Regions from separate parts of the Homo sapiens genome. Here region 2 is linked to region 1. The links are chromatin loops, found by intact Hi-C in ENCODE. Cell type or tissue: K562. All regions are shown on one strand. Links, peaks and the distances in the headings refer to the core of each region. The heading gives the core; the rest is flanking DNA.

Region 1 (2,918 bases), core at 146-2,645:
GAAGCCTTCTATGCTACCTTGATCTGGGTGGAGGGTACAATAAATCTCAATATTTGCCTCTGCTAAAGACTACCTTGCTAGTCTCAAGCTTGCTTTTTCTCACTTAACAATATATTGTGACCATTTACATGTCAGCAAAGATATCTTTCATTAATATTAAGTTGTTGGCGTCTTTTTTCTTTTCTTTTTTTGTGATGGGGTCTCATTCTGTAGCCTGCACTCTGCACTGGAGTGCAGTGGCGCCATCATGGCTCACTGCAGCCTCAAACTCCTGGGCTCAAGCGACCCTCTCACCTTAGCCTCCTGAGTAGCTTGGACTACAGGTGCATGCCACCACAACTGGCTAATTTTGTTTTTTAGAGACAGGGTCTTGCCATGTTGCCCAGGTTAGTCTTAAACTCTTAGCCTCAAGCTATCCTCCCCCCTTTGCCTCTCAAAGTGCTGGGATTACAGGCGTGAGCTGCCGTACATAGCTGGACATCTTTTTTTTTTATTAAACGTACTTTCAGGAATCTTATTCTCCAAAGTAAGTTATAAATGCTACAGTGGCAGGGGCTCCATCTTACAAATCCCATGAATAAAGGGAACTTGGAGCTGTGGAAACAGTCCTGGGTTTAAAGCTGAATTTTGCCCCTTTGCCTGTGCAACCTTGGACAAATTACACACCTTCTCCAGGTTCAGTTTCCACATCTATTTTTTTTTTTAAATCGGGACAACGCTTACACATGAAGTTGTTAGAAAGTTTTAAATAGGCAATGAATGTAAGGAGCTCAACACCTAGTAGGTTCTCATCAACTGATAGCTCCATTCTCTTCCATCCTCACCAAGCCTTGCTCATAGAGCCCTCAATAAAGCTGTGATTATTTTCTTACTTTGCTCCTGTATCCAAGCACCAGGGTAGAGAATGAATGAAGGGCAGTATCAGCTCAACAGTCTTCCTAATACCAATCATTTCTTCTCAAGGTCAAGAGCTTGTTTTTAACTTGCTTTTAACAAGAGCTTGTTTTTAATTTGGTTTAATTGACCACATCATTTGAGATTTGAAGATGAATCCTGAGAACTCATAGTAATGGGTTCCTTGATTCCTCTCACCGGTCATGGCCAGCAATCCCATCAGCAGGAATAAAAGGGAAGAAATGCACTGAGCTCTAAGCCTGGCAGGCAGTGTTTGACACATCCAGGCTGATCCCAGAATCAACGGTACAAGAAAGAAATATTTTAAATAACGAGAATTTGAAGAAGCAAATAGCACCACCAAGTGGCCAACATTCCATATGGAAGTTGTTCCATGCCCAGATTCAGCCGTGAGTCTTTCCTAGCTACTGTATAATGTCTTGGCTTCACAGGGGTGGAGAGAGAAATAAGATAAATAAAGGGCAGTGAACACAGTTGATCCCTCCATCTGTTCCTCAACAAGATCTGTGAATATGTGCCCACTGTGTTTTGGGCCTCCTAACTTCATAATCAGGCTCTAATTCAACCTCTTGCCATGGCATTTTATAGACTTTAACCTGCACAAACCCCACCCTACTCCTATTTACTGCCAGCTGAACTCTCAATGTGGGATTTATAAAAATATATTTCTTGTCACAGTTCCTGTCTTCTACCATATATGGCTGCCTATCTACTTAGGGGTTTTCCTGAACAATATGAGGACAGTTTGTTCAAAGATGTAATCTTAGCACCAAACATGATGCTTGGCATGGAGAATGAGCTTAATAAATGTTTTTGAGCAAACTAATATAAAAGTGATTCAACTGTCCAATATATGATATATCCACTGACTTCAGAAATCATTTCACTCACTCGATTCAATACATATTAAGTACCTCCTATGTGCCAATAATTGTGTATGGGGCTAGGGTGACAAAGATGACTAGAACACCAGTCCTCTGCCCGCAAGTATCTCTAGGTGGGCAACAGACAGTCATGAACATGAATAATATAACCAGAGCTATGAGAAAGGAGTTAGCAGGCTTCTCTTGATACCTGGAGGAGAAAGAGGAATTCAACTTGCCTGAGTTGATGAGCTAAGGCCTCCAGGGCTTCTGAGCCAAAAGAGTGTTTAGGATGAGTAGTTCTCCAGATGGACTATAAATGGGGGGTTGGGGAGAGGAATTCTAGCCAAAGAGAACAGGATGCTGTGCATGGAGTCTGAGCAGGGTCACCTCTGGACTTCACAGAGCAAGAAGCTGAGCTTTCTGTTGTGTTTGAGGGATACAAAATACCCATCTTCACAAGGGTAGCATTTGAGGGTATTGTGGGAAGCAATAGGGGAAAGCCCTCAAAACTTTCTCTGCAAAAGTAATAATTTCCTTTTTGTCAACCAGGAATATTTGAAAACATTTCAAAATAACAACCTCTCTTTTTTCTCCCTGGTAATCCTTTGGCAACTCTGCTTTCCTGATCCCTTGTCTGTTTCTCTCCTCTCTCCTTTCTCCCCAACTTGTTACCTTTCCCCTACCCAGTCTCAGAATCCCTGCAAGAATCCATAGGAACCACTGCTGTCCCAGGTTAGGAGAAAAAATTAAAAATGGATCTTGAGCACGACATTTCAGGACCACAGACAGTGGCATGAAGCCTACCCATCCACTGACATTTCAGTCATGCCAGCTCCAACTCATTAGGCCCTCTGCAGACTCGAAAACATGGCCTCCAAGTTTACCAAGCAAACAAGGAAACACGGACACATCCAGAAGCAATAGGAGAGGTTAAAATAACGATAGAACAAACAGACAAATATTAGTCGAGGTATAAGAGATTTGAAGAATATAAAACAAAGTTGGCCTGATGGATCTTTATAGAATACTGCAACCAAAAATTGCAAAATATATATGTTGTTTTAAAGTATGGAACATTTCTTAAAATTAAGTGTCCATTGTACAGTCGCAACATATTTCAAAGGACTGAAATCATAA
Region 2 (2,918 bases), core at 229-2,728, 420 kb before region 1:
TGGTATGTTCCTGCAGTAGTTCTTGGAGCAAAAGTTCACGATGTGGGCCTCCACACACTGCTCTGTTTGCCTGAGTGGAAGCTGCAAGTTAGTCCTTCCTTCTATTTGCCATTTTCAGGTTCAGGGCTCACTCCTCACTTCTTCTAAGTTCTCCAATTGCAAAAGCACATTCAATATTTTTAATAAAAAACATATGCTTTAAATATTATCCAATTAATTACTAACAGTACCCGACTAAAATATGTAACCTGGAGGAAAAAGAAAGACAGTCTGTTGGTAGTTCAGTGCTGTATGTATCCCAAGATGTGTTTTGATGGCCTTTTGTCACCAACTGGGACAGCATTGTGTCACTTGAGTTCTAGATTTGCGAAAATATTGACTGGCTGCCGTGTGTGCTCAGGATCCTGTAGCATAGCAGTGAGGAATGTTCAATGATGTTTTCATCAACCTGTATTTAGTGATCAGTATTGGTTACAGGGACTGCCACTCAGGAAGGGATATAGGTAATGGAAAATTAAAGTGAAATGAAAGGTGTTGGGAAGAAGCAGTAATTAATCCTGCTTGTTGAGGTTTCTAGGTGGGAATGAGTAAAAATTAACTTTTCTGAGGGAAAATGATGTCAAGTGAATAAAGGCTAGAATCCCTGCCTAACACTTACTGTGTTGTTCCTACACAAAAATCAAGCATAGTCAAGTCAACCATCCCTGGCTCCAGCTTTACCCAGGCTCTATAGAAGGGGTGCCTAGTGCCTGCAATTCTGATGACTCACAGCCGTCATCACCCAGGGGTAGCCCTTCTCAACTGGCCAGGAACAGGGCCCTGCTCTGGGGGGAAGGGTACATGGTAATCTCTTGTACAGTGAGGGGATATAGAGTTTTAAAAATCATAATGTTGTAATTATCAATTTTGTTTTACTCATAATAGTAATATTGAAATTTTAAATGACATTATAGAAGATATAGATATTTGCATTTATCAAAGGGCCATACAGTGTTCAGATGTGGGGAAAACTGCCCTGGGAAAGATTGTAAAGGTGATGGGAAACATTTATACTTTCTCTGCGGTCTGCAGTTGTGGCTGCATTTCATAAGGATCTGTTTTCACCTTGGTGATGGCCTTAGTGTTTCTTAAGAATGGAACCAATCCCCTCTGCCACCACCAGGGGTCCTTTGATGCCTGGGTGCCTCCTTTACCTTCCTAGGTGTGCAGAAAGTGGGTGCAGAGCTTTTCTGGGCAGAGAAGGAGCTCACCCTTTGGCAGCTGCTCCTACTCATCCCACTTTCACTTTCCTTGTGGCCACTGGCAGTGTTTTCTTAGATTAAAGGTTGTTCTCCCTTTATAGTTAAGAGTAATATTTACTAAGTTGTGTTGAAACTGATGTGGGCAGTGGACTGTCTCCTGCATTTCATTTAGTAGGCTCTTACTTCATCCTTTAACTTTCTAAACTGAGTTTCTTTCTCATGCGACAGTGAAATTGTGTCCCCTCATACTCCATGAGTCGGGACTGCAGTGGGAGGCTGGACACTGGATTACCTCTGATCACCAAGGCATCTTTTCTCAGATGGCCACCACTGTGCCACCCCAGTTCAGGGTCCTTTTAGAGACTCTTTGATTTCTAGAGTGTTTATTCCTATTCTTTGGGCTTTTAAACTTTTGTGTCATTCCTTGATCTAACCAAACTGTCAAGGCTTCAATTCCTGGATCTGTAAATGTCACCTAGCCATGGCTTTCACTGAAGGAGCCTGCGGGGGTTTCTTTGGAACAGCCACTTGTGCTTGGTGTCCACTGGCCTGGCCACGCCTCCTCTTCTGGCCTGAACCTGAGCCCTGGCTCTCTAGCTATCAACATGGAACCTCAGATCAAAGATGAGGGCTGGCTAGATGGTCATCTTGGCCTTGGATGGTCACAGACCTCTCTGGGTCTTATCTCCCAAGGGCCCCAGGTGACCTGTATGACAACATAGGGGGTTCTCTGGCTTGTGAAAGAACAATGCTGCCGCCCTCCTTGGCTCCAAGGGCTTCCAGACCAGAAAGTAGTTATTCCTGAAGGACTTGGCACCCTTCCTCCCAGGCAAGGAGGAGGGAGAGCCTTCCTGAAGAAGTGATGCTGTGGGCCCTGTGCGGGGGCTCACACCTGTAATCCCAGTGCTTTGGAAGGCCGAGGCAGGCAGATCACTTGAACCAGGAGTTCAAGACAAGCCTGGGCAACATGGTGAAACCCCATCTCTACAAAATATGCAAAAAATTAGCTGGGTGTAGTGGCACACTCCAGCCTCCCAGCTACTCAGAAGGCTGAGGTGGGAGGATCACCTGATCCCGGAAGGTCCAGGCTGCAGTGAGCTGTGATTGTGCCACTGCACTCCACTCCAGCCTAGGTGACAGAGTGAAACCCTGTCTCAAAAAAAAAGTAATTTAAATATTGTTTTAAAAAAGAAGTCATGCTATGTAAGTCTTGTCCAGGAAATGTCTCCTCCAGACCAGATGCTCTTGGTCATCTAGATGACCTGAACAATTGGGACAATGTCCTAGTAACATCACTGAATGTGTCAGTATCATGGGGCTGAGGATAATACACAAGAAGATTGTAGACCTCGCTGGCATCTGAAACAGCTCACTGCCATATTACAGCAGAACCTGGGTGGAAGATCTCCTCTTCGCATTTCTGTTTGCAAAATAACATCACACCTGTAGATCTAGTTACAGTGAAACTAGAAAGGAGCCATGCCAAAGTCATTTTAAAAAGAAACTTCATTCTTTGCCCTGTGATTTGGAGGCAAACTGATTACATGTTATTTTTACATTATTATTTGCAAAAATATGAAAATTTCCCCCTTTCTCAGAATTGGTGTCACCTTCATTGTCTTTTTGGTCCTCCCATCTGGGAACATCATTCCCATGTCTTCCTCACTTTGTTGCCCT

The links. A loop is a pair of places that touch in the nucleus more often than their neighbours do. Peaks named below come from ENCODE experiments on the same cell type or tissue, not always from the same donor. Only the 100,000 strongest peaks of a DNase experiment are listed, where the experiment ranks them.
Region 2: it touches region 1 in a loop (13-fold over the local background); 14 of 110 quality-filtered maps call a loop at or near these places.

Annotation. Positions count from the first base shown.
Region 1 is chr3:42,960,144-42,963,061 of GRCh38, reverse strand. No RefSeq gene overlaps it. Among named protein-coding and RNA genes, the nearest start is that of GASK1A, 18 kb to the left of the region's middle. In K562, for the core only: a CTCF peak has its summit at 1,257 (motif pointing left); a DNase peak (open chromatin) is centred at 1,281.
Region 2 is chr3:43,376,579-43,379,496 of GRCh38, reverse strand. The region is part of intron 12 of ANO10 (anoctamin 10); the gene reads left to right. Among named protein-coding and RNA genes, the nearest start is that of SNRK-AS1, 26 kb to the right of the region's middle. RefSeq lists a silencer at 1,026-1,320. In K562, for the core only: a CTCF peak has its summit at 1,169; a DNase peak (open chromatin) is centred at 1,156.